Linked DNA regions of Mus musculus: regions 2, 3 and 4 are each linked to region 1. Evidence: chromatin loops called from intact Hi-C (ENCODE). Cell type or tissue: left cerebral cortex. All regions are shown on one strand. Region 1 overlaps Gmpr (guanosine monophosphate reductase). Region 2 has its middle 93 kb from the start of Gm45949. Region 3 holds the start of Atxn1 (ataxin 1). Region 4 overlaps Atxn1 (ataxin 1).

Evidence for each region. A loop is a pair of places that touch in the nucleus more often than their neighbours do. Peaks named below come from ENCODE experiments on the same cell type or tissue, not always from the same donor. Only the 100,000 strongest peaks of a DNase experiment are listed, where the experiment ranks them.
Region 2: a loop joins it to region 1, with 4 times the contacts of the local background. A loop is called at or near these places in 15 of 42 quality-filtered maps.
Region 3: a loop joins it to region 1, with 3 times the contacts of the local background. A loop is called at or near these places in 8 of 42 quality-filtered maps.
Region 4: it touches region 1 in a loop (2.5-fold over the local background); 3 of 42 quality-filtered maps call a loop at or near these places.

Annotation. Positions count from the first base shown.
Region 1 is chr13:45,534,887-45,542,886 of GRCm38, forward strand. Gmpr (guanosine monophosphate reductase) reads left to right here. Exons shown (of 9, transcript NM_025508.5): 7 at 4,139-4,181; 8 at 7,593-7,752. Among named protein-coding and RNA genes, the nearest start is that of Gm34582, 14 kb to the left of the region's middle. In left cerebral cortex, CTCF peaks have their summits at 4,223 (motif pointing right) and 4,547 (motif pointing right); DNase peaks (open chromatin) are centred at 3,832, 4,138, 4,571, 4,936 and 1 more place; H3K4me3 peaks cover 1,344 bases; H3K27ac peaks cover 2,804 bases.
Region 2 is chr13:46,150,394-46,158,393 of GRCm38, forward strand. No RefSeq gene overlaps it. Among named protein-coding and RNA genes, the nearest start is that of Gm45949, 93 kb to the left of the region's middle. In left cerebral cortex, no CTCF peak of the experiment used is centred here; a DNase peak (open chromatin) is centred at 3,186.
Region 3 is chr13:45,957,297-45,965,296 of GRCm38, forward strand. It overlaps Atxn1 (ataxin 1), which reads right to left and starts at 7,695. Exons shown (of 8, transcript NM_009124.6): 1 at 7,519-7,695. It overlaps 5033430I15Rik (RIKEN cDNA 5033430I15 gene), which reads left to right and starts at 7,928. Exons shown (of 2, transcript NR_167678.1): 1 at 7,928-8,000. In left cerebral cortex, CTCF peaks have their summits at 4,644 and 6,553; DNase peaks (open chromatin) are centred at 3,044, 3,276, 3,318, 3,429 and 8 more places; H3K4me3 peaks cover 5,057 bases; H3K27ac peaks cover 3,180 bases.
Region 4 is chr13:45,633,426-45,641,425 of GRCm38, forward strand. The region is part of intron 6 of Atxn1 (ataxin 1); the gene reads right to left. Among named protein-coding and RNA genes, the nearest start is that of Gm34582, 110 kb to the left of the region's middle. In left cerebral cortex, CTCF peaks have their summits at 700 and 4,038 (motif pointing left); DNase peaks (open chromatin) are centred at 4,038 and 7,450; H3K27ac peaks cover 280 bases.

The DNA of each region.
Region 1 (8,000 bases):
GAATCCCAGGCTCTTGTTGGCCGGTGGCTCTCAAAGTTTCTGTCAAGACCTAGCTCCGAGAAACCACTCCAAGAAGTGTGCATTTACACACACACACACACACACACACACACACACACGTTTCCTGGCCTGAATCCCAGTGAATTAACCATTTCTGAGGTTGGCTCTAGTTGTGTGACTTTTCCAGGGGAGACAGGAACAAACGTCTGTTCACCCCAGATTAGACACCCATGCCTGAATGAAGAAATGATCCCATCCAAATGCAGTTTTGTGAACCAATAATTATTGGGGCTTACTTCACAGGGGCAAGTAGTTACAGGAGTGTGTGTGTGTGTGTGTGTGAACTACCCCAGCATGAGTGATCACCTCACAGCACTGCCTGAAGGCAATTCCAACCACAGCTACACCACATGCAGCTGGGTAGGAAGGCATGTGTGGCTGGACTCTACAGAGTGGCTCTGATAACCGTCCCCACCCCTTCTGTCTAGGAGGACATGTTAACAGGCCTGAGCTTTCCAGGGTCTCTCATGTGCAGGCCATCCTGGTTCTCCCCCCACCCCAGTTTTGTGACATCTGGAGGACAGAGTTGCACCAGAGCCCCCAAAGCCTCAGGTGTGACTGTAAGTCCCTTTACCATCTTCGCCATCAGGGCTCTCAGTGGCTCTGTGTCACATACACATCTTAAATGGCTGCTGCTGCCAGCTGAGGGGAGATCGTGTTGGGTTTCTAAGGTGTGAATGAGAGAATAAGTGAGTTCCCTTGGCCAGGGAGAAGCAGTTGGTTTTGAGTTCCTTTCTCCCCCTGCCCCATGCCTTCTCACACCATCCTCTCTACAGAGGCCTGAGCCATAATGTGTGTTTGAGCCGCGTGTCAGCCCTCAGGTACTTCCCACCTTTTGTTTGAGACATTGTTTTTCATTGGCCTGGAACTGTCCTAGACAGGCAAGGTTAGCTGTCTGGCGTGTGAGGTTCCTGTCTTCAGGCCTCTGTGGCTATGTGGAGACAGCCAGTCTGGGCTGCTGCACTCAGCTGTTAACATGAGTTCTGGGTATTCAAACCCAGGTCCTCACAATTAGGAGGCAAACGATTGACCAGCTGGGCCATCACCTCAGTCCCTGAGCAACTATTTTTAATCAGAAGAGGCATGCCAGCAATCCCTGAACCAAATCACTCCTATCCCATGATGCCTTCTGTCCTTAAATATAACGCTAGCCATGTTGAGAAACAAGACAAGCAAAGATTGTCAATTCCTGCCTTGCATATTTGCCCAAGACTCAATTGTTTTACAATTTCTTAGCAGCTGACTATCTTAGTTGACAGGAGGGTACTCCATGTTCTGTCTTCCTAGAGCATCATGGGATTCCTTGAACTGTAAACTGTAGAAGGTGCCAACTTCAGCCTCTTGATAAAGCATGTTAAATTGCTTTGCACTCAACACCTCTTGTATTCTGGCATGTTGGATGTGCATCACCCGTTTCTCGTAAGTGTACACACCAGCAACGTGAACAGACAAGACCGTGGATAAAATACTCTCTCCATGGTATTATGCAGCCACATTAACCAAGGACTTTGGGTCCACTGGAAAATAGGCTTGTCTGCTTTTTTAGTTTAAAAAATGGTATGTGTATAATTGTTTTTGCTTACATATATCTCTGTACCAGGTGTGTGCCTGGTGCCTGCGGAAGCCTGAAGAGAAGGCATCAGCTCCCCTAGTACAGATGGTTGTAAACCGTTGTGTGGGTGCTGGGAATTGAACCCAGGTCCTCTGGAAGAGCAGTATGCCTATCAGCTGAGCCATATCTCCAGCCTGAAGCATTTCTTGAGGTCTCAGTGACAATGGGCTTCTGAGACAGGCGTTAGTTCTGACCACCATCCTGTGATTTTTTTTTCAGGTGTTCACATGATAAATCCTAGTGTAGTCCCAAGCTACTTAGGAGTGCGCAAAGAGTATTCTGAAGTCACATTGCTGGGGACTCAGCGACAAACAAAAGCTTGCGTTTATGTAATCTGATTATGGGTTGCAGTCCTGTGTGTAGCGCTGGCTTTAATTTTTATGCCTTTTTTGTGTCTATATAACCCATGCACACGAGTGAAGGTCAGAGGACACCTTTAGGGAGTCCGTTTTCTCCTACCATGTGGAAACAGTCTCTTGTTGCTGTGCTGTGTACCCCAGGCTAGCTGCCTCATAACTTTCTCTGCCTGATTCTTGTCTCTACATCTCATCAGGGGAACGCTGGGCTCACGGGCACATGCTGGGATCATGGGGACATGTCACCACATCCTGCTTTTCACGTGGGTTCTGGGGATTGGATTAGGACTGACTTGGGCCATGGGTTTGCATAGCTTCCACTTCTAGCCGCCCAACCAGCTCCTGGAGCTGGTTTTTATCTAAGATAAAACTCTAGAAAGCGAGCGGGGTAAGCAAGGGACATGTGAAGTGGAAAGCAAACATTTGGAGGCGAAGAGAAACAAGCCTGGAAGCAGTCACATGGTTTTTGTGATGTCACACTGAGGGCTTTGCCCAGATACCTTGTCCAGAGAATCTGACTCTTAAAATAGTCAGGCTTCACGGGAGCCACTCGAGAACCATGCACTTGACTGAGCAAGTATTTACCCTTAGAAATGTTTGGAAGGAAAGACTGAGTCTTCAGCACCTCCCCACTGATCAGAGCTGCAAGCATAAAAACATTTTGTTTATGCTCATATATATTATACATATAATATATATGTATATATATTATGCATATAATATGTAACATACATGTGTTATATGTGTAGTATATAATATATACACATATATTATACTTATAATATATATATTGTACATATAATATATACACATATATTATATGTATAATATTATGTGTATATATATATATATATTATACATATATATTGATGATGTCTGTCTCTGATTTCTGAATCTTCCTGCCTCTGCATTCTGAGTGATAGGCTCACAGACATCTATCAGCAAGGATAGCTAAGCAGCAGGCTTTGAACCCTCCTCCTTGGAGTGTGAGGGCCAATTAGGTGATGGAGAAAGACTATCCTTAGTGTATGTGTGTGTGTGTGTGGGGGGTGCAGGCCTGTAGTCCCAGCACCCAGGAGGTTGACATAGTGAGACTCTGTCTCCGGCCAAACAGAAGAGTGTCGAGTCACAGAGCCTAGTACTTTCGGGGTGAGATGTTCTTTGCAAGGAAGGGTCTTGCCCCTCTTGTAGCTAGATGTCCCCACCTGCAACTCAAGAGGTGGTTGCCTTGCCGACTTTCACCTGTTACCCCACAGACATAATGTGTTCCTAAACCAAATGTCCAGCTCCGTGTAGCTGGCTCCCACTTTATGAAGACAGGGCCTTCCTTCTGAGGTCTTGGCGTTTGTCAAGCCCACGCTGTGCTTGGCTACATCCCTGTCACTTTGTTCACTGTCCCCATCTCTTCCTGTTCCTTCCCGGGCTGTCTGTCTCTCTGTGCTTTGCTGGCACTCGAGAGCATTGGCACCCTTCTCTTTCCATATCACCCAGGCTCTGCTAGGATAGTAAATCGCAGCCTGCACATTGGGGGTCTCGCTAATAAGGAAGCACGTAAAGGCTGTATCCTAGGAACTTTGAGTCAGTGACTGTAACCTAAGCTTGCAGCTTATCATGCTGCCTGTGAGGCCAGCCTGTGCTGTGTGGGCAGAGTGGATGTCAGCAATGAGCACTTGTTTTTAAGGACATCTGATGGACTGGAGATGCAAGGCAGCTGAGAAGATAGAGGAGCCAGCTCCGTGCCCTTTTTCTCAGCTCTTAAAATAATCTAGCGCTCAGACTAAAAAAAAATCTCACCTCTCTGTAGGCAGGGAGGGGTGGCTTCTGAGCGGGGAGGAGGAGGGAGCAGGGAGTGGCTGGGCATGTTATATAATGGTGTAGCGGGGGACAGTGGCCAGTCTGACACACTTTGTCCTCCTCCCCAGACATAGGTGCTTGAGACCAGAGGGTGGATGGGCAGGGGTGACGGCCTCTGACCGTCAAAGTGAGGGTAGTGTTGGGCCAGCTGCTTGGGTAGGGATGGGAGGTAGTTCCTGGTTACTTCCTCCTCACTGGTGAGCATGGTCTGGCCTGTTCCCACCTTACTGATATTCTCTCCTTCCTTCCTTTGAAGGATGGAGGCTGCACATGTCCAGGAGATGTCGCCAAAGCCTTTGGTAAGTACGAGGGACACAGCTCTGCCACAAGGGGGAGAGGGGCTGACAGGGAAGGAGGAGCTCTGGATAGCTTGGAAGAACCAGATGGAGAAGGGAACCCCCGAGGGGCTTCTGAGCTCATCGGGACTTTTCTTTGCCGGGGGGTTTCATTTCTGTCTAACCAATTCCCGGCTCAGCTTGCTTCGGGTCTGTTGCTGAGCAAGCCGGGAGCCCAGAATGGGGATGGCGAGCTAGGAGTGGGTCGGCTTGTGATGTTTTCAGTAAGAGAGGGGAATGCCCAGCGCTCGCTCCCGTGACTCTGGCTCCGCTGTGCAGATACCACCACCTGGAGCAGCCCCCACCTCATCCTGGCTGGATCCAGTCTTGGTGGAAGGTTGACCAGGCCTGCCTCCCACTAGAGGGCAGTAGTGTCTGCTGTAACCCATCAAGGTCTCTGCTGTAGGGCTTCTGGGCTCCCTGTTTGTGCCACACACTAACATCTCACAAGAAGGGGGGTAAAACAGAGCTGCTGAGCCCGTATGTGCTGCCCCCTTTCCACAAACGGGAACTACCTGCCCAGCCTCAGATTGTTCAGCTGTACACTATACAACACCACACACACATACACACTGTGGTAGAAAACTTTTTGTCATAGTAACAACAACACAAACATTAGAGTTACGTTGTATTTGTGTGCATTGTATAGTAATCAGCTCTCTCCTTCCACCGTGTGGGTCTGGGGGTGTTTCAGCTTGTGAGCAAGTGCCTTTACCTGGTGAGCCATCCCACCAGCCCTTGGTCTGTTTTTACAGCAGTGATAGAGGAGGATCCTGCTGGCTCAGTTTCTTAGCAACCCAACGTATAGCATAAAAAAAAAATGCCTGCCCCTAGATCTGCTGTGAAAGAGAGAACAAACCCTCTTCTATCTTGCCTATCCAGGGTATGACAAGGTCACAGTCCCACAGTTAGCTGCAGGGCCTTATCCTTAAGCATTACCTAGTGTGGGCTTCCTCCGGGTATGCCCCATGGACCACAGTACTAAGTGGGAGCTAAACACACTAAAAAGCTACAGTCCTTCAGGAGGTACCATGTCCCCAGGCTTGGTGCTGTCCTCAGCTTTCCTCAGGCCTTTGACCTGCTCTGTTTAAAGTGTAGTCCTGCATGCACCAAGGAAAGAGAGCAGGACCTCGTCTAGGAAAAGCCAGCTGGGAAGCAATTTGAGCGTTGAGAAATACAAATCACCGGGAACCAGTTTAAGCAGTTGTGTAGAGCAGATCTGTGCTCAGGGTTCCTGCTGGTGACTTTCTTCATCTGAAGGTCTGGCCAGACTAGTTATCTCACTGCCTCCTTAAAAATCACAGCGGAGTCAGGCTTGGTAGCGCAAGCCTTTAATCCCAGCACTCGGGAGGCAGAGGCAGGCGGATTTCTGAGTTCGAGACCAGCCTCAAACAGGTCTACAAAGTGAGTTCCAGAACAGCCAGGGCTATACAGAGAAACCCTGTCTGAAAATAAAACAAGAAAAAAAATCACAGCGGGAGGCGGGGGTCAGCATTGGTGTCTGAGAGCTGCTAGTGGCACACTGTGGAGTCCATGCCTTGCTTACCAGGGTCAGCTCCACACAGCATCGCCTTCTAACAGATGGAGCAGAGTAGAATTGACTTAGTGCTTACCCTGGGCTTGTGTGTGTTTCCTTATAAGTGTTCAGATGACCCCAGCAGAGACATCAAGGCTGCTTCTCACCTACTATTGGTCTGTCATTCACCCTGTTACTCGGCATCCATTTGCAGGATATTTGATCACACCATGAGCCCTGAGATTGTGTTATTTACTTGGGGGATGGGGAATGGGGTGAGGGAACTATTTCTAATTGTGGTGTGGCTCAGTCCTTAGCACACACCTCTAATCCCTCTAGCTGGAATATAGACATGTTCTTAGTCCACCTCTTTAATCCCAAACAATGAAGGTAAATTTAGTTTGTAGAAGAAGCCAGCCATGTTTGAAAGCGATGTCTAATGGAGTGGCAGACAATGTGATGAATCAGAGAAAGATTTGACAGAATAGGACATGCCCAACTCTCATGAGGAGAGAGGGGAGGCAACATAAGGAGGAGCCACACAGATGGAGAGAGGAAAGAGACGGTTTCACTGGAGAGTTGTAGAGACAGGTTGCAGAGAGAACAAGCTACGACACAGGGGAAGACAAAACGAGCCAGAGAGACGAGAAGAAGCCAGAAGATGGGAACAGATTTTCAGAGTTTGAGGCCAAGCAGAGCAATTCAGTTAGAGGTCCAGAGTGAATCCGCCAGCTTGGAGAGGAATTTTGAGTCAGAACAGCTGAGTTGAACCAGCCAGCCAGAGTTCAGGCAGAACAAGAAAGGGTGAGCTTATTCAGCAGCAAGTCTCGGAGCTGAAGACATTCTAGGCCTAGGTTAGATTGTCCAGAGGCTAGAAGCATCCAGGGCTAGGCCTAGGTTAGCAGACTGAGGCAGTGGGCCTCGGAGATGACAGTTGTATCAGACAAATAAAAGATGCTGTTGCATTCTGTTATGGACCAGTTTAGTTCCAAATGGAACCCTTGGTGACTCCGAGGGAAAAATCATTGTTAGTGTCTCAATTCTTAGTCCACTGTTCAGTTGACAGAAGTTAATTTGGTTCATGGCTGAGGAGTGTGGGATGCCCAAGATGCATCAGTACTTGCCTGAGCCCTCGAGAGGATCTTCCTGCTGTACTATAGGTTGACTGAGCCTTCACATAGGGAAAGAGCAATTGTTTTACAGGGCTACCGAGAACTTCATGTCTGTAACCTGCATGACTTCCCAGAGGCCTCAGCTTGCAACATACAAACTGAACTGTATAATGCATCATATTTGACACCCATAGTTATCCAAGGGCAGCAATATAGAAAATCAATTGAAATTTTGTTGAATTGTTTTTGGTTTTGACATAAGGTCTCAAGTAGCCCAGGCTAGCTATATATATAGCCAAGGATGATCTTGAGTAACTTCTTGTTCTCCTGCCTTCGCCTCCCAAGTGCTGAGATTACAAGCAAATGGTACCATGCCTGGTTTATGCTGGGATCAAACCCAGGGCCTCCTGAATGATAGGAAACTGAGTTTCATCCCCAGCCTGCAGTCAGAGTACCGAATTCAAGGTCATAGGATATGCTTTGTAAGATGCACGCAATCTTCCAGGCCTCTCTGGATGTAAAGGAGCAAGACCTGTTTGGAAGGTTTCATAGCCAGTCCCTGATCCATTCAAGGCACTCCTGACTGTCTCTCCCCTCCCTCATTTCCTTCAGTCTTCAGTCTTAGATGGACACGGAACCATGCTTAGAGTCAGGGAGCATGAAATGGACAAGACCCTCTTTCTAGATGATGCTATACTCTCTGAGCCTACCTCTGCCCTGTCCTTCTGTCCACTCGTTGGCGTGTAGGAGCTGGTGCAGACTTTGTCATGCTGGGAGGCATGTTTTCAGGCCACACCGAGTGTGCAGGTGAGGTGATCGAGAGGAACGGGCAGAAGCTGAAACTCTTCTATGGCATGAGCTCAGACACAGCCATGAAGAAACACGCAGGAGGCGTCGCCGAGTACAGGTATGGCTACTGCATGGCTTAGGCTGTGTCCACCAGTCTGGCTAGAGCCACTGTGTATTCTTGTCCTTTATGGGAGGGGCTAGAAATATAGACCCAGCATCTTTGTACGAAGCACTGACTTACATTCTGCTAGCATTTACCACAGCAAGCGTGGGACAGGCAGAGGTATGATTACAAGGTCTAAGCCAGGGAGGGGATGACCCAGCCTCCTGTGGTTACACATGAGTCCTGCCTTGTCTCAAAAGATC
Region 2 (8,000 bases), 620 kb after region 1:
AGAGATGAGGCTTTGTGTCCACTCCCACTTTCCCATGCTAAGGTTTTATCTGGTTTGAATCTGTGCAGATCTTAAGCCTGTTGCTATAGTCTCTGTGGTTTCAGATTTGCATGAGCTCTGTTGTAGCTAGCAGACACTGCTTGCTTGAAATTATCCACCACTTCTGACTCCTTACAGTCTTTTCATCTCCTCTTCTGCATAGATCCCTGAGCTGTAAGAGATACAGCTGTAAGGCATTTTTTTTCAATTAGTGATCAAGTGGGTGGTGCCATCCCTGGGCTGGTAGTCCTGGGTTCTATAAGAAAGCAAGCTGAGCAAGCCAGGGGAAGCAAGCCAGTAAGTACCATCCCTCTATGGCCTCTGCATCAGCTCCTGCTTCCTGGTTTGCTTGAATTCCAGTCCTGACTTCCTTTAGTGATGAACAGCAATGTGGAAGTTTAAGCTGAATAAACCTTTTCCTCTCCAACTTGTTTCTTGGTCATGATGTTTTGTCCAGGAATAGAAACCCTGACTAAGACAATAACCAACCAAAGACATACATAGGCTGGACCTAGGCCTCTCCACACATATGTAACAGGTATGCAGCTTGGTCTTCATTAGGGTTCCAAATAACTGGAGCAGGGGCTATTCCCAAAGCTGTTGACTGTCTGTGGCATATGTTCTTCTAGCTGGAATGCCTTGTCTGGCTTCAATGGGAGAGGATGCACCTAGCCCCACAGAGACTTGATGTACCAGGGTCCGAGGATACCCAGGGGGTCCTCTACCCTGACAGAGGAAAAGGAGAGGAGGGGATGGGGGAAAGGATTGTGGGAGGGAATGACTGGGAAGGGAGGAAGTGAGTGAGATGTAAAGTGAATACGGAAGGAAGGAAGGAAGGAAGGAAGGAAGGGAGGGAGGGAGGGAGGGAGGGAGGGAGGGAGGGGGAAAGGGAGGGAGGGAGGGAGGGGGAAAGGGAGGGAGGGAGGGAGGGGGAGGGAGGGAGGGAGGGAGGGAGGGAGGGAGGGAGGGAGGAAGGAAAGAAAGAAAGAAAGGAAGGAAGGAAGGAAGGAAGGAAGGAAGGAAGGAAGGAAGAAAGAGGCATCTGGTTACTCCAATAACGTTGGTACCACTAATGCACAGATACATCTTGCAGGCAGGTTGTTCTTGCAGCTTGCAGAATTCATAACTAGGTGAGACTCTTAGATATTTTTCTCCTCTGTTGTGCTTCCTTCCAGCACTGTAAGTGCTAATCAGTAGAGAAGACGCTTCTAGTTTAGCACCAGCTTGATTTCTCCATGTTCAATGATATAATCATGTGGTGCCTTCAGCAAGAGGGTCTTACTAGGAGGAGATGTAGAAGAGAAAAAATATGGCCAAAAAATATTAAAGAAAAATAAAAATATTTTGATTTCCTTCTTCTAGGGATACCTTTATTTCTGTTTCATGCCCCACCCCACCCTCTCTATTTCTTTTGCTGACTGCAGGATGCTGGGCTGAGAGTAGAAGTTTGCTTTAACTATTTAAAATTGTCCTACCACTTCCTGAGGACTCCGTTTCTTTTAACGAAAAATTTATAGTTACTTAAAAGCTAATATGCTGTTTTAGCCCATTTTTTGGATTTCTTGTAAAAGGAACTAATCACTTGACTGCACCCCACGGTAAGAAGATGGCGGGGAGCATGGAAGGCTCAGCAAAAGGGAGGCATCAAACTGGCAAAAGAGCTTAACAGACACGGGGAGGCTGTCCCTCACCTCCACACTGGTGCCGTGGTCCTGTGTACACCCCATCACACAAAATAACTGAACAGAACAAAAACTTCTTTCAAACTAAGAAAGCATTCAGATATTGCATCGGTTTACCAAAAAAAAGAGATAATATGATTAATCTAAAATGGTAGCGACGCTGTAATGGAGACAGACCTTCTTCCAGAAAACCCTGGTGGTAATAGGTGGGCAGAGACAACCTCAGGGTTTTCTAGAAACCTCTGGTGACTTCTTTCTGTACATGCATACAAAGGTTTAATTCCTGATTGAGATAGAGGACTCCAGCCTTGTCATCTCCCTTATGCTTCATTGAGCCTTAGAACAGAGGTGTGTATATGTGCATGTGCATATGTGTATGTGTGTGCATGTATATATTATGTAAATATATGTGTATATATAAGTGTGTGCGTATATATATGTAAATGTATTGTGTATGTATATACAGAGGTTTACAGACGCTCCAGGTGAATGGCTGCTAGACACATGGAGAGTGTACATTGTGAATAGCAGTTTTAATTCATGTGTACTGTTTTATTATCTAGCGAATTTTAAATTAATAGGGACCTTCTCCAGGGTTTCCTAAATTAAAAGACTCACATGATATTTTTACTCATTTAGTTCCCAAAATGCACATTTAATTTAATTTTATTTTTCTGTCTATTTCTTTCCTCCTTAGCATTCTAAAATAAGAAACTGTTGCTTCTCTTTTAAAGGGAGAAGGTCCTGACCTCACTCTAAAAGGAAAACCATTATCATATTTCTGCTTCCGAGAATGAGCTCTGGTGTTGGCCTCTTACACCGTATCTAGCCATTTATTGGTAGGCTGAGCTCTTTGGGGTCTTCGTTCCATCATGTCACATTGCCCATGCCTTAGGTATACCCTCTAGAATAAAGTTAATATACCTTTTAAACCCTCACTGTTAAAGTTTCACAAGCTGTGAGTGTTCACCCAGGCTGTGTGTGTAGGGGACAGCAGGGAGGTGATGTCACCCCGAGACGGTCAGTGAAGAATATCAGCACACCTAGGGGTAAGGAGGGTAGCTCTGGATTCTCAGATGGTAAATGTCACTATTTCCCCAAATTCAGATTTAACGTTTAGAACAAATGTAACTTCTGTCACATCTTCATGGCACACAGACTTATTTAAGCACAGCTTCTTATTTAGTCAGTTCTAATTTTCAGCCTGCAGACAGCAGTGTTTGCTTCTCTGTCACCTGCCCCTGGCAACACTCAGTCTCAAGGCTCTGACAGACAAAGGCCTTTCACGATCAACTGTGTCTGGCGAAGTCGTGCCACAAAAGAGCTCTTGGCTGTGCGGCCCAGTAAATAGCTCTCTCTTACTCGGCCTCATGCCCAGATGACAACATGGTTCGAACGGGGGTTCTTAGAAATGATCCGTGACACAGCTACCACATGCCAAAGGTTTTCTTGGAAAAGGTTGCATATGAAGCACTGAAAAAAAAAATCATCTGCTTTGAATTGCACCCAACTCTGAGTAGAGTGCACAAGAAGTGGAGTTGGCTCTTGGTATTTAACACCTCTGTCAGGCAAGCTCTTCCCTCCCGCAGAGGTTAGGGCAGGGATGCTTGGCTTTGTGTGAGCACCAGATTGTTGTGGAAGAAAAGTGAATGTGCCAGCTAGGTTTTGATTTTTCATGTTCTAAAAGTGTAACATGGTGGGCTTGGAGGAGTTGTGTCTGCAAAGGAAAAGACAGATGTCCACAGTGGAACCCACCCATACCCCTGTGGATTTCCCACTCTGTGGTGTTTATTCTGCCAAGTCTACAGTTTCTTAGCAGATAATATGGAGGAGGTATTAAAAGCTGGAATCAACTAGAAGCAGTCGCGGGCCTCCCATTTAACTAGCTAGCCAGGGGCTACGGTTCTCCGAACATGCTGCCTCATTTAGAGAAGAGGGGAAAACCCAGTAGGTATCCTGGGGATTCACTTTCAATCACAGTCCTCAGAAGACTGAACAGAAGGCTCACATCTCAAGGGTGAGGCCAACCTGGATTTTAGAGTGAGGTACTGTCTCAAAGAACTAAAAACAAAACAGGAGGAAAAACTCAAGCATGAGGTCATTTCAACACTAATGAGAAAGTTCTTAAGGTTATTACGGGCCATTGTACATTAACGTTAACTTTTGACTCTGTTCCTGTGTTTACGCACACATATGTGTAAGTAGAAGCCAGAAGTCAATATCTAGTGTCTTCCTTGATTGAACTCTCTAGCCCAGGTTTTGAGACCAGGGTGTCTCTTGCTGAGCCTGTATCTTGCCAGTTTGAGCTTGACTGGCTAATCACCAAGTCCCCAGAGATCTTCCTGTCTGCCTCCTTGGCTTTGAGATTATGAATGCATGCTGCCATTGTGGGCGTGTAGGCATACGTGTGTGTGTGTGTGTGTGTGTGTGTGTGTGTGTGTGTGTGTGTGTGTATACTGAGATATGAATTTGGGGTCTTGGGCTGTCTGTCATAGCACTATGCTAGCTAAGCCATCTCCCTAATCTACTCCACTTTTACTTTTTAAGATCTAGTCTCTTACAAGAGCTGGAGTCACCCCGTTCCTCTAGGCTGGCTAGTCAGCAAGCCCCAGAGATTCCCTTGTCTCCACTTGCCCAGCAGTGACTTGAGGTACAGGTCACCATTCCCAGCTTCTTACACAGGCACTGGGTGGGGGACTGAACTCAGACCCTCAGGCTTGCTTGAAGTGCCCTCAACTGACTAACCCATTTGTTTCCCTAGTCCATGAGTTAGGATTTTAATAACACCAAGACTGCTCTATGTTAAAGACTATCAAGACTGCTCTATCAAGACTGCTCCACGATAAAGGGAATTTCACCAATTCTTACCACCCAGATTCCACCCCTGGCCCCACATGTTGAAAAAAGAGAAGCAACCCCCAAAAATGTATCCTCTGACCTACACACATGCTGTCTGATGCGTGTGCATCTGTGTTCATAAAGTAAACAAACAAATGAATAAAAATAATGAAGCTATTTTTTAAGTTTTGAAAGTCACATGCTCTGAGTATTTTATGGTAATAACTGTTAGTAATGATGCTAAGTATTGATAATGGTAAACACTTATTAGTGCTCACAGTGCACTGAACCCTTTTCATACTTCCTCTGGTGTGTGGTTATCATAGCAGGACAAGTCCCAGACACAATGACTCTGACTTAGCATCACATGTTTGGAGGAATCTCTTGTTGTTTTGAGGGAGAATCTGGTTCATGATGGCGGATTCACCCCCACTTCATTTCGCTCATCTTACATCCAAATTCACGTGTGTACATCTTTTAAATAAAGACTTCACACCCCCCGAGGGTAGAACCCAGGTCTCTCCTGGCCACTGGTACTTGTGTCCAGGGTGTTTGGATCTATTCTGATCAACAGTTCTCAACAGGAGACAGTTTGTCACCCAGGCTCTGTCTGGCAATGTCCAGAAGCGATTTTGGTTACCACAAACTACTGGCATCTATACATTCCATGGTAAAGGGGCCACTCAGTGACCTCCTGTGTCTGGAACATCTGGAATTTGAACATTGTGGCCTGCCAGCACTGGTGAGCTCAGAGACTGTGATTTAGGGGAGCAAAAATACATGAATAAGTAAGTTCACACCAGTGCTGAGCCGTGAATTGCGCTGTGTGAGCTCCACCCCGTCGTCAGATGGGGGTTCTATTCCCTTCGTGACCCCTATTCTTCACTCTTCATTTCCCTTCATCAGGTTGTGGTTTTGTCCAGTTCAGCGACAGGACTTTAAAAACAAAAACAAATGTGCAAACACAAATCTTAAAAACAGCAACAACAAAATCTCTTTCTTTTTCCACCCTGTATAGACTGAATGGGAATCTCTGAGGCCGAGGTCTAAGCATCTGAAACCCTATGTCACCCCTCTGTGTGGTTAAACTCTTGAACTAAAATGTGTGGAGCATTATTTTATCACTGCAAAAAGTAAAACCCAAGCACGCTGTAGAAAAGGCTAGAATTTTCTAGCAACTCATCTGTGAGTTGATTTTTTGATTCATTGCTGTTGTTTGATTTAGGATCATGGATCCAGAAACAAGAAGTAACCACCACGGATGCAGAGAGAATAGCTACGGCAGTCTCTCTAGTTTAAACACAAACAGAAGAAAAGTCTAAAAACTCTTTCAGGTGTGTTATGACATATTACATAAGAACAATTAAACTAACAAAGATAAACGGTAGAAAGCCAAAATAGTCACCTAAAATAGTCAGAGTTCTGTTTCTATAACAAAAGACCTGAGCCAATTTATAAAGAGGAAATGGATTTATTGGAGCTACAGTTTTGGATGCTTAAACATATGGTGCTTGTATGTGCTCGGGTGTAGAACACTGCATGATGGTGACATAGTGAGATGGCATTGTGTGTCAGAGTAAAACGGTCACATCTCAGACTGGAGGAGGGACAGGGACACAAGTGGGGTGGGAGGAGAGGGGTAGGTAAAGAAGAGAGGGAAGAGAGAATGAGATGCCACCATCCAATCACCTTCAAGGGCAAGTCCAATGACCTAAGACCCTCCCCTAAGACAGGACTCTCTAAGGTTTTCTCTACCTCCCAACAGCACTACCTGGGGAACAAACTTTTATTCGTGGGCCTTAGAGGGACAATCACAATTCATAGTACCAGGTATTCTTTGAAGACCATCACCCTTTGCTGCCCTCCCATAAACCACTTTTCTGATGCAGCCTCTTGGCATCGTCCTGGCCAAAGGAAAGTAAGGTGACAGACATGCTGGTGTCTACAGCTCGGTATTGCACTTGTTCCAGAAACTTCTGGGTGCTCTATGTTTTGTGTCTGACATATTCTCTAGCCTGATGTTTATTTTGCTTTCCCCAAATCATTTATTCTCAGTGAGATCCCTACTCTAGCCAAGACAATAGATGGCTCTTCACAAACTGACAGCAAGTTAGGTCCCCTTGCTGTGGACAAAACCCACACAATTCGTTGAACATGAAGAGGCTGAGCTGGGGCCTACGTAGAACCTTCATTTCCATGTTCTAGTGTCTGAGACATGGGAAGGTATTCCACATACTACCGAAAGAGGAAAGTAAATACCAACTCAATCATAAAGCCTTTGAGCTACAATCTATCCTGCCTGCAGAAAAGCTAGGGCAACAGTGGCACAGACATTGTGAGAGTAACCAACCAATCTCTGATTTGACATAAGGCCCATTCCATTATATGGAACCTGTACCTCAATCTACTTGGGTGGCCAAGAAGCAGAGTCTAGACAGCTCAGAGACCTTGGGTAAAATCAAATACTACTGCTCTAAAAGAGAGTAATAGTAAAATGACTCCTAACGACATTCTGCTATACTCATAGGTCAGTGCCTTGCTCAGCCATCATCAGAGAGACTTTTTCCTACAGTAGATGAAAACAAATAGAGACCCACAGCCAGTAGTAGTACACTGTAGTGTACAGTGTAGTACACTGCCCAGTGGCGACACACTGTGATAGTGGCATGTGTCAGAGTAAAACTGTCACATCTCAGACAAAAGGAGGGACAGGGATGCAAATGGGGCAGGAGGAGAGTGGTAAAGAAGGGAGGGAGGGAGAGAGAGAGAGAGAGATTGAAACTCAGCTTTAAACAAAATGTCTCCATCAAACCCCTCTCCTCAGAGCTCAGGTAATCTTGCTGAAGAGGAGGCAGAAAGAAATGTAAGAGCTGGGCTGGAGAGATGGTTCAGTGGTTAAGAGCACTGACTGCTCTTCCAGATGTCCTGAGTTCAATTCCCAGCAACCACATGGTGGCTCACAACCATCTGTAATGGGATCTGATGCCTTCTTCTGGTGTGTCTGAAGACAGCTGCAGTGTCTATGTGCCCAGAGGGAATGGAAGACACCAGGAGAACAAAGTTCTCTAAAACAAATGAGCCAACTCCCTATGAACTCACAAACACTGAAGCAGCAATCACAGGGCCTACAGAGGTCTCTACCAGGCCCTCTGGTTATACATTATAGCTTTTGGTTTAGTGTTTTTATGAGACTCCTGAATGTATGAACAAGCATGTCTCTGGGGTTCTTTTATTTTTCTGTTGGCTTGACTTGTCCAGCTTCGATATGATAGGCTTTTTTTTTTCTCTTAGTATATTTTATTTTGACACTTTTGTTGTTATTTCCTAGAAGCCTGTTCTCTAATGAGAGCCCCCCTCCCCTCCCCGCCCCCCGTTAACTCTGCCATATCCACCCCATGTCCCGCCTCACCCAATTCTCACTCACTCATTTCCTAGCAGACA
Region 3 (8,000 bases), 420 kb after region 1:
CTTACCAAGTGAGGTCTGTGGCCAGCCATACATTGTAAATAAGTTTATTGTTGAACAGGCATTGTCTTCACTTTCAGTTTGCCCCAATAGTGAATCTAAGTCACTCGCTATATGATGAGTGTATGAATGGATAAATGAAAGAAGAAATGAATGACCCCTTGGTCCTTGTGAGGTACTTTTGTGAATTAACAATGTGCGAACAGAAACAAAAGAGGAAGAGGGCCTGATCCGCTAGCATTCTTTTTTATCCTTAGTCATTAAAATTATTTACTTAAGTGCTGGTGGTACCCAATTAGCAACTAGATCACACCAAAAGAACCAGCCATGCTGTTGGGATGGGAAAAAAATTATCAGTCAACTAAGTGAATGCTAAACTGGTTTCTAGTCAGATCCACTGGAGCTGAGCTGCATATGTGTTTAGGCTGTTTTAAATTTAGTTTGGGTTTCCTAAGCTCTCGCCAGGTAACAGTAGGAAGGAGAAGGGCCAGAATTATATTGGGTGTCAGAAAGGAACTATTCTGGAATACGAACATGATCTCCAACGTGAATAATCTGTAAACAGGTAAGGAAGCCAAATATCCTTGGGTACGTGGCAACTCATCTCAGTAGTCATAATTATTTTCAACCATACACACTCGCTATTTTTAAGAGCACAGCCTAGCTGGAAAGGAAAATAACTTCCATTCCTTTCCAGCACTTTGCAAAGTAATGAATAGTAGCCAAAGTATTCTTCCTTCTAACGAACCCATTCACCCTCAATTTATTTAAGGATCTAGTACGTGCTTGGGTCTGCTCTGCAAAAGAAGTAGTTTTTTGTTTTGTTTGTTTGTTTGTTTGTTTGCTTTATCGGTCTTTGGTTTTCCCGAGTGTAATCCATGTGCAGAGAGAAAAGATAAGTGGAATACCCCCATACCCTTACAAAATGAAAATACGTCACCATCTTTCCACCAAGAGGACTGTTGGTTTACAAACGGTGGCTGAGTTCAACAGGAGTTCACAAAATTCTATTTCATCTTAACGCAGCACTTATTTTAAGGGCAAGGGAAGTTTTGATTTTTATCTGGTAACGTTTCAAAGGAAGCTTCCAAATACTTAATAATCACTTTCCCAGAAGCTCCAAGGGCTGGGAACTTGGGTTCGCTTGTACACGGATTTGTGTGTACACAAAGTCCTATTTACACATCACCTGGCAGATAAGGCTTGATAGAGTCCAAATTACAGTCTCCTCCCTTTCTGCTGAAGTACACAGAACAGTCAAATGTGATGCAAATGCTGTAAAATATTAATTTACTCTAGCACTGGCATGCCTCCTTCTTTCAAAAAGCATTTGTCCTCTTATCCTAGCCAGAGTAGGAGTTATTTGCTTGCCATATCCCATCAGAAATAGAGAGAGAGAGAGAGAGAAACATGAGAATTAAAGGCAAGGCTACATGAGCTCACTGTAAAAACACACAAACAACAAGCGAGACAATAAACTATAAAACACTGCATACACTAAAATTGGAATCTTTAATATCTCAAAGGCACAAAGCCGAGAAACACAATACTATTAATAGTGAAAGATTACCAAGCAAGGTGGCCCCAAATAACTGAAACTGAGATGATGTATAAAAACCAGGAGGGAACACAGGCATCAGGACCAGGGCCGAGGGCACGAAGAGAGAAAGTCTGCCATACACAGTGGCAAGAAAATGCCTTTTCTTTCCGTAAGAAGCAGACATGCTTACAGGTTGGCAGCTGGAATCGCCACTAAAAGCACCTGATAAGTCACTCTAAACCTGTCGCACTTAAAGGGCATTTCGGTGGAAGCAGGTTGAGTCCTTCTCAGATCAGATGAAGCCCTGCAATCATGGGACCACCTACCCCGAGGTCTTCTTAACACCTCCAGTTTTCTGAAAAGGGCTTTTTCGAGTAGAACACCATTTTTGTTTACACAAGGGTGGTCATCATTGCGTTTTCATTAGCCCACAAATGGCATACATTAAGAGTTATAGAAAAAGCAATGGAACACGGCTGCTAACGTCCAACGGGCCACACAAAGGAGGACTCGAGTTGCTCTGTTTGTCTATTATGGCTCTAAACATGCTTTAGTTCATGTGGGAGTAGTAATAACAGGAAGTACAAATATTTATACTAAATTATCCTAAAGAGTTAAGGTTTATAAGGACTATAAAATATGCCATTAGGCTGATTAGAGTAAAAAAAACATAAAAATAAAATTAGGAAAGAAAAAATAAAAACGCTGTTTCTACCAATAAAGATAAATTATCTCACGACATTCCTTTTCGTCTGTAATTTTAAGAATTTATTAAAAAAAAACTCAAACCAATTACAATTCTTACGGCCAATATTTTTTCCAATTATATAAAGCTAGCATCCTATGTGCACATCATGTTACCGCTCACAGAATTGCGATGAGTGAATTTATTGTACTAAATGAAATTAAATGCAACTGAGATAGTATTACTGAGGACTCTGACATTCACATCTTAAGCAACAAGCGAAAGAGTAAACTGCATAGGTAGAAATGGTGGCCTCCATTGCCATTTCTACAATTTTCTGTCTATAACAAACATTTAACAAAATAGGAAAAGCACCAGTTAATCTTATCAGGTGGGAAATATGACGACCAGGATCAAAGTCTGTTCTTCGAAGCAGTCAGGTTGCACAAACCTCTCTCTGTCTCTGTCTCTGTCTCTGTCTCTGTCTCTGTCTCTGTCTCTGTCTCTCTCTCTGTCTCTGTCTCTGTCTCTGTCTCTCTCTCCCTCTCTCTCTGAAGCCAGTTATTCAGACTTGTGTGACACTCCGAAAAAAATACTAAGCCTGTAAAGTCAGTCAGCCCCAAGCCCCTAAAAAACTGACAGGCTGTCTCCTGAGAAGGCTCTTTTCATATGCAAGTATTTAAGCTTTTCGGAGTCTTCAGATGACTCCAGTTCAGAGAAATTAACATTCACTCCCACACTCAGCTGCTTATGTGAGTTCTGCTCAGGGTTTTGGTGAAGTACATTTATTGACTGACTCCTAATAGGAAGCAGGGCGAACTGCTACAGTCTATTTGGCAGGAGAAGCCGTCTTACAAGGTATGTGCAGGAGCAAAATCCACTTGACATTTCAACACGGGAGAGAAAACAAAGTCACATTATACAAAAGGAACGTGAATCCTTGAACTTTAAGGACAGCCAGACTGGGAGTCATAGGAGTGTTGACTAACGTTTTAGTTGTTTCTTCACACTGGCCGTTCCTGGTTCCTGGGATTCTGGGCACTGGGAATTTTTGGCCATCTTCTGCTATTTGATATGTAACCTGATGGCTCAAGAGTCTTTCTCTAATCTTTCTCTCAAAGGCAACTAACTGGGAGGCCTGAAGTCTCTTTATGCTATTTCTAACAAAATACCACTGCTTGCCAAGCCCTCTTAAAACGAAATGGGGGCTGGGGGAAGGGACACGATGCCTTTTCCAGTTCTCCATCAAGTACAGACACTTCTCGTATTTATTTTGGCAAGAGCTCATTTGTACACTGAAAGGCACAGGCCCACGTCTAACTGCAAGTCAAGCCGTTTCTCTGTCTGTCGCAGAATAGAATCGAGGCCCTCCAAGGTGTGGATAAAACTTAAAATTTCTGTCCTCTTATTTTAGATCCTGGTTTCACATGAACTCGCCTCTCAGAAATAATAGCTCGTTTTAACCACAGTGATACTTTTTTTCACTGGACCAGTGATACTTTTTTTTACTGGACCAGGCCACAGTAATGTGCCCACCACATAAACTCAGTAACCAGGGGAAACTGAGAAACCCCCTGGGAAGAAAACTGCACAACTTTCTCAGTCTTGGCACTGGAGAGGTGAGAGATTTGTGTGTGGGGGGGTGAGTGTCTCTTTATATGTCTTTCTCTCTTCTATTTTAACCGATTTAGCTACATGGCTTTAAAACTGTAAACTGACTGGCAGGGTCACAACTAAATCATGTCACATTCAAAGTTCCTAAAACATTCCCCTTCATTTGGACTGTCTGAGCAATGTTGGGCTACTTTTCTGTTATCTTTTCAGTTATAATATAATCTTTCTGTCCTTAGTAGGCTTAAGGTGGTGCCCAACGTAAGTGCTAGAGTGCAGCTCTCTAGACGTTCATTAAATTATACCCGTAGTATCATACAAACTGTTTACTGTGTAAAGCTCCAAGCAATAGAATGGCTTGTATCATCTCTCACTTAGCTGCAATATATATATATTCAATTACTTCTGAAGATATCAAAGATCAGGAGCAACAGATCCAAATTAAGGAAGATAATATTCACAATGCCTGCCTACTGTCAGTATCCTTTTTTTTTTTTTTATAATGTAGACTGTAAAGTTTAAAACTGTAACAGTGGAGATAGGCTTGCCAGATAAGTCATCTCCTTTTCATAATGTAAACCATCTAGAAAGCCAGCCAACACTGTCAGCAATTTCTATTATAAAGCATGGGTGTGCTGTCCTCTCACACTTGAAAGGGTTAAGTGCCTACCAGGCCAAAGGCTCTAGACTGAAAAAGAAAATGTTGCTTTAGTCAGCTCTGAAAGGTTTCTAGCAAGTATCAAATACTTGTTGATCTGCTCACAATGAACACCAGCAGGATTGTGAGGCTCCTTTCTCTATCTGGGGAGATGCATTTACATACTGTCCCCAGTAGGAACAGCGTGTTGGTTTCCCTTTAGAAAAGCTAAGTAGCTCGAAGCCCCATTCAGTGTCTCCTGACTGAAAGAAGACAGCAATTGAAACAGTGAAGTCTCTCCCCTCCCGGTTCGGGGCAGCTCAAATACTGTGCATAAAACACTTGGAGTAGTTCAGGCAAACCCACCTGAATGGGCCAAGGAACACTGTCTGTAGCCATGGCAACCTGATCTAATTACATGAGTGATCAGGGCTGGAGTAAGTGTACAGAAAACTAACACCACAGACAGTATCTATGATGAGAGAGGCAGACAGGCAGGAGGCTTCTCAGCCTCAGCTTTATGTGGAAGGTGGCGTTCAAGCCAATTTATTTGCAAAGCTGCTAAAATATTGACTGATGCGTGGCCAGTTAGAGGACAATCAGAGGAGATTAAATGCCACAGCTAAGCTGTTATGGTGCAATCCCTTTCCAAGAGTTCTTGCGCATGTTTTTTCTTCTCTCTGGTGGCTACCTCTAGCTTCCCCTGGCATAAGCTTCATTCAAAAATAAAATAAAAATAAAAACCCTCGGCTATCAAACTGTCTTAGCTACCCACCCACCATCAGTAAACCAGAGGGTAGGCTTAACCCAGGCTTCTAGGAATGGCAGGGCTCTTCATAAAGCTGGACACGGTTTAGCAAACACTATTGCAAAAAAGTAACCAGCTGCGCCTAAAAATACCCAGCATGTAACTACCTTGTTGCCTACGATCTATAGCAGTGCTGTTTAAATATTAAGAAGAGCTCGCATTATAAAACAGAAATGTCACTGAGATGACACTACTAGGTTGCTACAGGGAAACATAGGGCATACACACATTCCCCTGCATACCAGGCAGAATGTGAGGTGAGAACTCTAAAGCATTACTTTTTATTCTGTAGGTGGTGTGGGGTCTTCTAATTTTACTAATTGTATCCTGTGGCTCTCTCTCTGACAAACTAAGAAACCTCTTCGGGGACAGAACCAGTTTGGAGGAGTTCCTACTGCACAACATACGGTAAACAAAATAAAAATAGCTTGCCTTTCTTGTTAGCCACATAGCGCATTATATAACCAGCTTCCGACTGGCTTCTTTTTTTTTTTTTCCGCCCTTACTACTCTTCAGCAATTTCCCAACCTTCCCCAAGTATTTATATTGCCCTCTTATCTGTAGGATTATACAGCAAGAAAGCAAAACAAAACAGGACAGCCACGGGATCGAACTAAACCCCATCCTCTTACCCCTGATCCTCCCCCCACCCCACCCCCCGCGCCCCTGGCAGAGTCTAGATACAGCACCCTACTTCCACCCCCCACCACTAAGGTCCTTGCTCAATCTCCCTAGAAAACCTGAATTGTTTCACCTCTTGCAGTCAGCTCTCTACGTGGTCTGAAATAAAATGAAAGCGCACAAGCCACAGAGTTGAAGGAGGCGGCTCAAGAGAGGTCGAAGCGCTGCAGAGTCAACCAAGGGACCACCGTGGACCCCCACCCCCACTCCCCGCTCCCCATCGCGATGGTCCTGGTCCCCGCCCGGCGCGCGAACACACGCACACACGCACCTACACACTCACACGCACTTACTCCCTCCTCTCCGACCCCGCCTCACCTCTCGCTCCGCCCGTCCGGCCCCTTCCCTGCCCCCTGCGGGACCGGCCTGCGCGCTCGGCTGCAACCACGTAGGAGGCGGCGGCGGTGGCGGCGGCAGCCCTGGCAGTGGCAGTGGCGGCGACTCGGGCCCCGAGTGAACGAGCCGCGGGGCTCCGGGGCACATCCCAATCCCCGCAGCGCCTCCTCCGCCGCCACCTCCTCCTTCCCCTCCTCCCGTCTTCATTCACCCTCTCTGCCGCCGCGCAGCAGAGCAGTCCCGGCGCAGGGCAGCGCCCGCAGCTCCTCCGCTACTGCTGCGGGCGCCGGCAGAGTCGCCGGGCCGGGCTGGGGCGCTCGCGGGCTCCCGGCTCCAGCTCCGGCGGTGGCGGCGGCGTCTGCTGCTGCTGCTCTGGATCAGGAAGCGGCCGCACCAACAGGGCGGCGGTGGCAGCTGCAGCTAGGGCCGGTCTTCTCCCGCTGCGCTGCGATGGCCCGCGCGCCCTTGCCTCCTGAGGCGCCACCTCTCCGCGCCCCTAGCCTCACGCAAAGTCCCCTCTTGGTCCCCTCGTAGCCCCGAGAGGCTGGCCTAGGCGGGGAGACCCCAAGCTCGGGGTTGCCTCTGTCAAGCTAGGCGACCCCGGGCGGGGAAGCCCAGCCCTCCCTCGAGCCCCCGCAGCGCTCACCGCCCCCACCCGGGAGGGGGGACTGGAGAGGAGCGAAGAGGGCAGCGCGACCCTCCGCGGCTGCCGCCTCCCCCTGCGCCACACGGAAGGAGGAGGACCGGGCTCTATCCGCTCGCCGCCGCCGGACCGGCAGCAGCCGAAACGGGGCGCCGCCGTTCTCCCCACCCGCGCCCCCCGCCCGGGCGCGCCCCCTCTCCTGGCGGCCGCCCACCCAGCCCCTATCTGCTGCCCTTGCTAGCCGCTCCTGCTCCCAGAGGGGGTCCCGAGCCGGGAGGCTGGAGCCGGGCACTAGTGTATGTACACACAGTCACACATACACTCGCGCGCGCGCCTGCACACACACACACACACACACACACACACACACCACGACGCGTCGGTTTCCTTCGCTCCTCTTCCAGCTGTTTTCCGTGCAGCCCATTGAGACTGGGGGAGGGGGGGTGTATGCTGGATGTTCTTTGGCCCCTCTCCGGAGAGAGCAGATTGGGGTGCGGGAGGGGGTGATTTTAATCTAAATCGGGGTGGAAGGGGGAGGGGGAGAGAAAGAATCAGAGGAGGAAAAAAAATAGCCACTTACTGTAAAGTGTAAATGGATCTGGGGTTGCGTGGGGAAGGGGTAACAGAGGGAGAGACACAGTGTCCTGCGGCTGCTGTAGCTCTAGCTGCGGCTCCACAGGGCTTGTTTTGGATCCCCCTGCAGTGAAACAGGTCCTGTACGGCTCCTCCACTGTAGTAGAAATGATGTCTGCGGTATACTCTGCTCTCTCCTCCTCCTCCTCCTCCTCCCCCCTCCCCTCCCTCCTCCCTCCGCCCGCCCTCCCTCCCTCGCGCTCTCTCTCGCGCTCGCTCGCTCGCTCCAGTATGTAAATGTGTAATAGAAGCCAAATATGGAGCAGTTGGCTGCCGCCGCCGCAGCTCAAGGATCCGACTTCATGGGGGGGGAGGGGGGGGGGAGGCACCCTCTGGCAGGCGGCCCGGCGAGCCGCACAGAGCACGGCGAGCGCACGGCGCGGCTGCCGGCCCGCGCCCTTAACCCTTCTATGCACCCGGGCTGGAGCG
Region 4 (8,000 bases), 99 kb after region 1:
ATCTATCTATCTATCTATCTATCTATCTATCTATCTATCTATCTATCTATCTATCTATCTTTCTATCTATTCATCCATCCATCCATCCCTCTATCATCCATTTATTATCTGTCTATCTATGATCTATGTATGTATGTATGTATGTATTTATGTATGTATGTATCTGTCTGTTTGTCTTTTTTTTTTCAAACATTGTCTAACTACCTACTGCAGGCTGGCCTCAAACTCAAAAGATTCACCTGCCTCTGCCTCTCTGGTACTATGATTAAAAACACACTACCACACTCAGCTACTTATTTATATTTTTTTAAAACAGAGTCTCAAGTAGGCCAGGCTGACCTTCAACTCTTGCTCTTCTTGCCTCCATCTCCAAAGTGTTGGGATTACAGGTCTGTGCTAGTGCTAAGCATTTTCCATACTAAGTTACTGTACTGTCCCTGCCCCCAGTGTCACCCTCCCATTGCTTCTTCTGTCCCCTTTATTTCCTAAGCCCTGGTTCTAAAAGAAGGACCAACAAGAAGTGGGGTGGGTTGGGGTTCTCCAGGTCATGGAGCCACATGTGATATTTTTGGGTTTTGCTCAAGTTCTGGAAGCAAAGGTAAGGAAAGTGAGACATTCTCTCTGCCATTGTTACAGAAAATTCTTGTGATTTTTTTTTTTTTTAACTTAAAGTAAAGAGACACTGGAGGGAGCCCTAAACACCTAGTAATGGAAACAGTGCTGGAAATATGTACTCAAAAGTCCAATACAGAAGTTACTGCTTTGGGGATGATGGGACAAACTATATCTTTTATTGGCCAGTTTGGATTCTAAACAGCAGGGCCAAGGGGATCAAGGTGAGTGTTATATGCAGGGTGTTGGGGGCAGGGAAGGGAGGGCAAATAAAACATCCTGACCTTGGTGTTCCTCAGCCCACAAAGGAAGCTGATTATTCTTGGCTCTCACATGACCTTTTCAAAACAGAACCTGGAACTTTCCTTGGAGAGCCACCATGGTTCTTTTAAGCAAGACGATTAGAGAGACAGAATAAAGAAACAAACATAGAACCAGACCAAGTGAACTTTGTTCTGGGCATGCCTGGTTTTTCCCATGTCACACTCAAAGGTGCTTTGCCCTCAGGGAAGGGTCAGCCTATCCTTCTTGTCCCAAAGTCACATCCATCATGCAGTCCAGATCCCTAAGTAGACACAGAAAGCTCTGAATGAGGAGACCTTATGACACATTGAGTTGTCGGGGGACATTTTAACCTTCTTGGGGGACTATCTAGCCCACTTCTGCTGCACTTTCAAGGATAAGACTCATTGGTACCGGGCAGAGCCCAGTCTCCCTTCATGCCAACAAAGGCTTGCTCTATTCAAGTTGGGTCCCAGCCCAGCTGTCAGGTGGGCAAGCAGTTTTCCATATAGGTTCCTTCCTTCCTTCTTAGCTCACCTCTCTCCTGTAGGAGTCTAGTTACAGCCAGGCATTATGGCTTGAGAGTTGTCTCCCTGCTTCCTGTTCCACTCTGATGCCAGGTGTCTTAGCTCTACAGCGCCACTACCTAGAGCACCCAGCCACCATGCTTCTCTGACTGCAATGGACAGAACTCCCTTTGGCTGTGAGTCAGAATAAAGCCCCCTCCCTTCCCTTAAGTTGCTTCTTGTCAGGTACTTGGTCATGGTGATGAGAAAAGTAATGAATATAGGACAAAACCTTTAATTTTCCAGTCTACTTGCTTCAGTTCCACTCAGTAACTTCCTTGAAGTTCACTATGTACCGGGTGATAGAGGTGGTCTAGGTTACAATGTTATAATGCAAAACTTGATGAAAGCCATGATCTATGTCACAATGTTACAACGCAAAACTTCCATGCTGGTAATTCAGGAAGCTTCCATCTCAGAAACAAAGACTCTTTTTGTTACTCAATCTGTACTCCTTGAGCTAGCTGGTCCTTGAATTTACAGAGTCTCCTGTCTCTGCCCTTCATTCCTCCATGGGACTGCTGGGATTATAGATGCTTACACAGACTACTGTATTAGGCCTTTACATGGGTCTTGGGGATCCAAATTCAGGCTGTCAGGCTTGTAAGACAAATGTCTTATCCACTGAGCCATTTCCTCGGTCCTGGACTTCTTTTCTTCTTGTAGAAAGCCCACAGTATACTTGATGCTTGGTCTTGGCTGATACTCAGGACTGCTATGTGTAAAGTACAGCAAATGTCCATTATAGAGCTCATGAAACCATGATGTGAAAAAGGACGTGAGAGATAAGAAAGGTTGAAAGAGCTAAGTGGAAGAAGCGCAATCTTCTGACAGGGGAAGTATCTTCTCTGTCCTACGCTGCTTCGGGAGGTGACACCTACCAACCTAGGTCATAAGGACCTAGGAGGTCTGTCACATTTTGGGATCTGATAATTTTTACTACTCAGGGATGGAAGGGGTTAATTCTCTTACTGTAGTTAGCAACAGAGAAAAAGACAGGCCAATCAACAAAACTCATGGTGTCGCAGGGTAGAAACAGGAGCTGACAGGACCTTTCTGAAGGGGATCAGAGGACTTACAGAAATAAGTGACTTAGAGTCTCTTTCCAGTTAACTAGACTTTGAGCAATGGCTTCCCTAAAGCCTGCGTTCACAACCAATCACTTGACCTCTGGATCCAATTCATTATTAAAAATGGTAAGACTCCATCTTAAAAACCCTTTTCTGCAATAGAGGAAGATCCCAGAAAAGGGATTCAACTGTGAGGGAGAGACGCTGAGTTTATGATGTGTATTTTTTCACCTACTTTCATAATCGTCCCGTCCCATGGTTTTAATGAAGAGGAAATAAAAGACAATATGGCTAGATAATTAGTCTTGATTCTCACAGCTGGTGGGCAGCAGAAGTAGAGCATGAATCCAGAACGGTCAAATTCTAACATGCACTCTACCCCAATGGACGCTTACAGTGGTATACAAGTAGGTGCTTAATAACAAAAAACCTGGTAGCCAGGGATAGGGAGATGGCTCGGTGGGTAAGGCCTTGGCTGTTTAAGCATGCAGACCTGAGGTCAAAGGCCAAACACCCACAAGGAAAAGCCAGTGCAGGCCTGTAACTCCAGTACTGGAGGCACAGGGTAGGAAGCTCCTGGCAGCTCCTGGCAGCTCATTGGCAGCTCACTGGCAGCTCACTGGCAGCTCACTGGCAGCCAGATGAGCTGAAAGGCTGAGTTCCAGACTCAGTCAGAGACACTATCTCAACAATAGCGGTGGAGAAAGAGATGGAAGGAGGCATCTGATAGCAACCTGTGGCTACAGCAGATACATATTGTGAGGTTTAACCGACCAGATGAGCTCACGGTGAGCTTCATTCTTAACCTAGGTTGGTTAAATACCCCTTAGTCATTTATTATAATGGAAACAGTCATTGTCATCAAGAGGACTGATACTGGCTGCTTGGGAACACATGACTGTCACTTGCTTTGACATTTTCCAGGAGGAATGCAGTTCTGCTCTTGTATTTAACATTTGCATGATGAGACTCGCTGTTTATAGAATGGTGCTTGCATTTTCCCCTCCTGTGAAAAAAAGCTCTCTCTCTCTCTCTCTCTCTCTCTCTCTCTCTCTCTCTCTCTCTCCTTCTCTCTCTCTCTCTCTCTCTCTCTCTCCCTCTCTCTCTCTCTCTCTCTCTCTCTCTCTCTCTCTCTCTCTCTCTCCCTCCCTCCCTCTCTCTCTCTCTCTCTCTCTCTCTCTCTCTCTCTCTCTCTCTCTCTCTCTCTCTCTCAGCATGGCCATTGTTTTCATGGGCATCTGGTTTTTCAGTCTTGATAGGAATTTGGCTTGTGCTTTCTAATTCATCTATGAGTTTTTATATAACATCATGCAATTTAAAAAGCTGGGGTATCTGGTTTTATGATGCTATTAAGAAAAATGTAAAGGCTCTCAGATGCACAGAGACCCAGGCTCCTTTTTGCTCCACTTCACAATTTTTTTTTTTTTTTTAAAGCAAGTATAAAGTTTTGCAGAAGTTTTGTGAGATTCTTCTCCCCCTGCTGGCCACTCACGGAAGCTGCCTGAGCTGACCAGATGCTGGATGTAAAAAGTCAAAGCCAGGGATGGTTTTATGCTGTTGGCACACTCTTAGCATTTAAAAAATTAACGCTCGACGTTGTTTGGCTTCCAAACATTGGGACTGAATCACTAAAAGCACATGAAGAACTTGACACGGATCATGGAGGTGGCTGGCGTCAGAGGAACTAGCCTTTGCCCTAGTCTCTCCCTTTCTGTCACGCTGGGCAAGTTGCAACCGTGACTGGCCCAGTACTGCCCTTATGGTTACCTCCAAGTCTGAAATACTATGACATTGCCATGAACCTAATTGACATCTCTTCCCTGAAGGGATGTATAATCCACTTGATGATAAGAGATGAACTCTGTAAGCCAATTAGAGAGTCCATGTGTTGAAAGCCGTCATGGAAAAGGAACCTGAAGTGACCTGTGGAGAAGGGAACGTTCTTCTATGTTGCCAGCACTGGGAGTTCTGAATAATAGTTACCTCATCAGCTACCATGGACTTCCTCTCACTGTTCAATATTTTGAAAAATACATTTTATCCAGTGAACCATATAAACTTAAGTGAGGATCGTCTCTGATGGACTCCTTTTGTTTGTTTGTTTGTTTTTGTTTTGTTTTGTCTGTGCTTTCTTGGCTGTCCTTGAACTCACTCTGAAGACCAGGCTGGCCTTGAACTCATAGAGCTCTAGCTGCCTCTGCCGCCTGAGTGCTGGGATTAAAGGTGTGCACCACAACTGTCCAGCTTTGTTTCAGAATCCAAAGATGTAAAACAGTATAAATAAATAATCCCTTCAGTGAAGTCGTCGTTCTCATCTTCTTCCTCTTCTTCCTCCTCTTCCTTCTCCTCCTCTTTTTCCTCCTCCTCCTTCTTCTTCTTCCTCTTCCTCCTCCTCCTCCTCTTCTTCTTCTCTAAACTTTCAATGTTCAAATACTGAACCTTCAGTAGACTGCAAATCTATTAGGGTCCTAGATAGCCAGGCTTCGAACAAAGCCTCTTATCTATGCAACAGTGTGTCTTTCAAATGAGTAGGCCACTCCTAAAGATGGGAAGTATTCAAAAAGAAGAAGCAAAAGGGATGGTTTATAAGATTAGCTACTGATCTACACTCTTGAAGAAAATGGCAAGATGATCTTACATTATCAACAATAGTAAACAACTCATTTCCATGTATTACTGACTACAGGGATTGGCTGTCATGGTTCTTATTAGCACATGTTACTTAAATATTAATAGTAAAGTAAATTCAGTGGTTTTTAATACGTTAGTAAGTGCTGCATGCAACAGTTGGGAACTCAGGAGCCTTATTCATAGGGCAGACTCAGTGAAAGCCTTCTGGGATGTGGCGGCTGCTCCAGCCTAGCAAGACGTCAACACACAACTGTCACCACTATTTTCTAGAATCTTCTACATGTCCTCTTGAAGGTAGAAAACAATATTGTGGGATAAAGTAGGATTTAAGATATTTGACAATGGAGCAAGGGCAGGAGAGAATGAGAAGAGATTCTAAGGCCATTGATGGTGCCCAAGGCTAATCCAATCCTGCCAATAACTAACTGCGGAAGAGAAGAAGACTGGTACAATACACATGCTGCTGGCTTTGTGTGTATGGAGGGGGACCAAGTTTCCAGTCATTCAAAGCCCTGCTGAGATGTAGTTAAGGCCTTTGTAAGCCAGCAAATCACTTGAGGTAACACTGTCATTTCCCCCCATTGTGTTGAAGCTGTCTTTACACAGGCCCTTTAGTCGATGGTCAGTTCTTGAGGTTAACTTGAAAACCTTAGATTATTTCTTCATCTCTAGATATCTTACATGGCAGGCCCCTGAGGCATATTAGTTAGATACAAGATTGAATGTGTGAAACAAGGTTTGGTTGTATTGAGGTGATAAAATGTATAGCATCTTGTAGGGCAATCCTGAGATTAATAAGATTAATCTGTAATGAGATTGCTATAAATGCTGATCCTAGGGCTAGGAAGATGCATCTGTGGGTAAAGTTCTTGCTGTGTAAGGATGAAGACCAGAGTTCAGATCCTCAAAATCCATGGAGAATCCACAAGGCACAGCAGCCTGTCTGTAGTTCTAAGAACCCTGGAGTTGGAGACAGAATACCTTGGAAACAAGCTGGGTAGCCAGCCTAGCCAACCAGTGATCTCTGCTCTGAGTGCGACCATGCTTCAGTAAGAAAGGCAGAGAGAGTGATCAAGAAAGATACCTGATGTCAATCTTGAGTCTTCCCATACATACAGACACACAGACAGACAGACACACACATGCTCATGAGTCTACACACATGTAGACATGTATGCACATATACATAGAGCTAAGATCTTTTAAGAACGTTGATTCCCTGAACTGTACTTGATAGACTCTGACTCCCCATATTCTAGTAGTACTTAATAGCAGAGACTCTGGCAGGAGCAGCTAGCACTTCTGACAAGGTGCTGTGATCAATAGATTATTGATTTGGATCCCCTTTGTAGAAATCCTGATCCACAGGTCAGACAGACATGCTTGATGCATCCCCAAATTCAAAAGTAGGAAATTGAACTAGCAATGAGTACAGTCTCAACATTGAGTCTATCAAGATTAATGAATCCACGGCTTTAGGCTACTTGGGGATAACTGTTGGATACCTTCGCTGTCTTATCTCATAAGCCCACGCAGCTAGGAGGCACGCACCCCACTCCCACCTCAGAATTATCCTAAAACAAAACATAAAAAAATCCAACTAACTAACTAACTAACTAACTAACTTCCAGTGTCCATACATGTCTGTCTATGGCAACATTCTCCATCTTTGAGAAACTTTACTCTCAGACTCCTTCACCTCCAAGAACAACAGAAGTAAATAGGCCTAAATGATGCCAGCTTCAGCACCTTTCAAGGCATTACTTAAATCTCACTTACACCCTAGGAAATCCAATGGGTGTGTAAAACCTAAATGCAGCCCAGTCCCATCAAAACAAAAGCCCTCGGCATCTAAAGCCTTAAACCTTCCATCTGTCTCCCTACCCCCACACATATACAGAGTAGTAATTCCCCAAAGCTCCCAAGAGGCACAAGCTTGGCAATGGAACACAGCATCCCTGGAGTGACAGTCCAGTGAGACTTTGTGCCTCAGCATTCTTGGGGCCCGGCTTCTCTGCTGGGAGCTAAAGGCGTCATGAAAGTGCATGGTGGCTGAACGCAGAGGGGAACACACTCCCTGGGGAGCTGGTGACACTTTGGATACCTGCTGTCACCAGGTGTTGAGAGTCATGAAGCCAGACATTCTGGCTGCAAGGTGCTGCCCTAGGGACAGTCAGGAGGGAAGTCCTGTGGCTCTCAGCATCGGGGTGACAAGGTTGCTGTCTATTTACAGTAAGAGCAGACGAGCCAAGCCGTCGCAGGCATGAGGAACAGGGCAGGCAAGCAGCGTCTGATGAACGTTCTGTGGAAATGTGGCAATCACTCTGCTGCATGTTTTCTCCTTCACTCTCACGCCACCCCGCAAGCAGAAATGATTACTTCATTTAGGAGCAAACCGAAGCTGGGGAACAAAAATCTTCCTCAAAATGCTAAGCAGATACATTAAAGATGCAGGGCCTTAAACCTGGGCCTGTCTGGTTTTTAACACGTTCTTAGCCCAGTGCCTTCCATAAGGCAAAATTATTTTTAGGCCTGAAGATGTGATTGGCCCACTTTGAAGACAAGGTTTCAGATCCAATATTTCCGTTCAAGGTGCGGGCTATACCATTCAATGTAGTTTGAGCCTCTGGCACTGTGAGTCACGTCTGTACTAAGAAAAGAATCATTTACTAAGGCCTATCTGGTATCCACATCAGTGATGTTACATTCAATGGATGCTTAATAAATGGGCTAACGAATAGGAGTCAGTTGGTTTGAGGGCATAAACGCATGAATGAATGAAGCTAAGGCTGAAAGGGGCATCAGGGACTCAGTCAGCAATGTTGGCTTAGTCCATCAC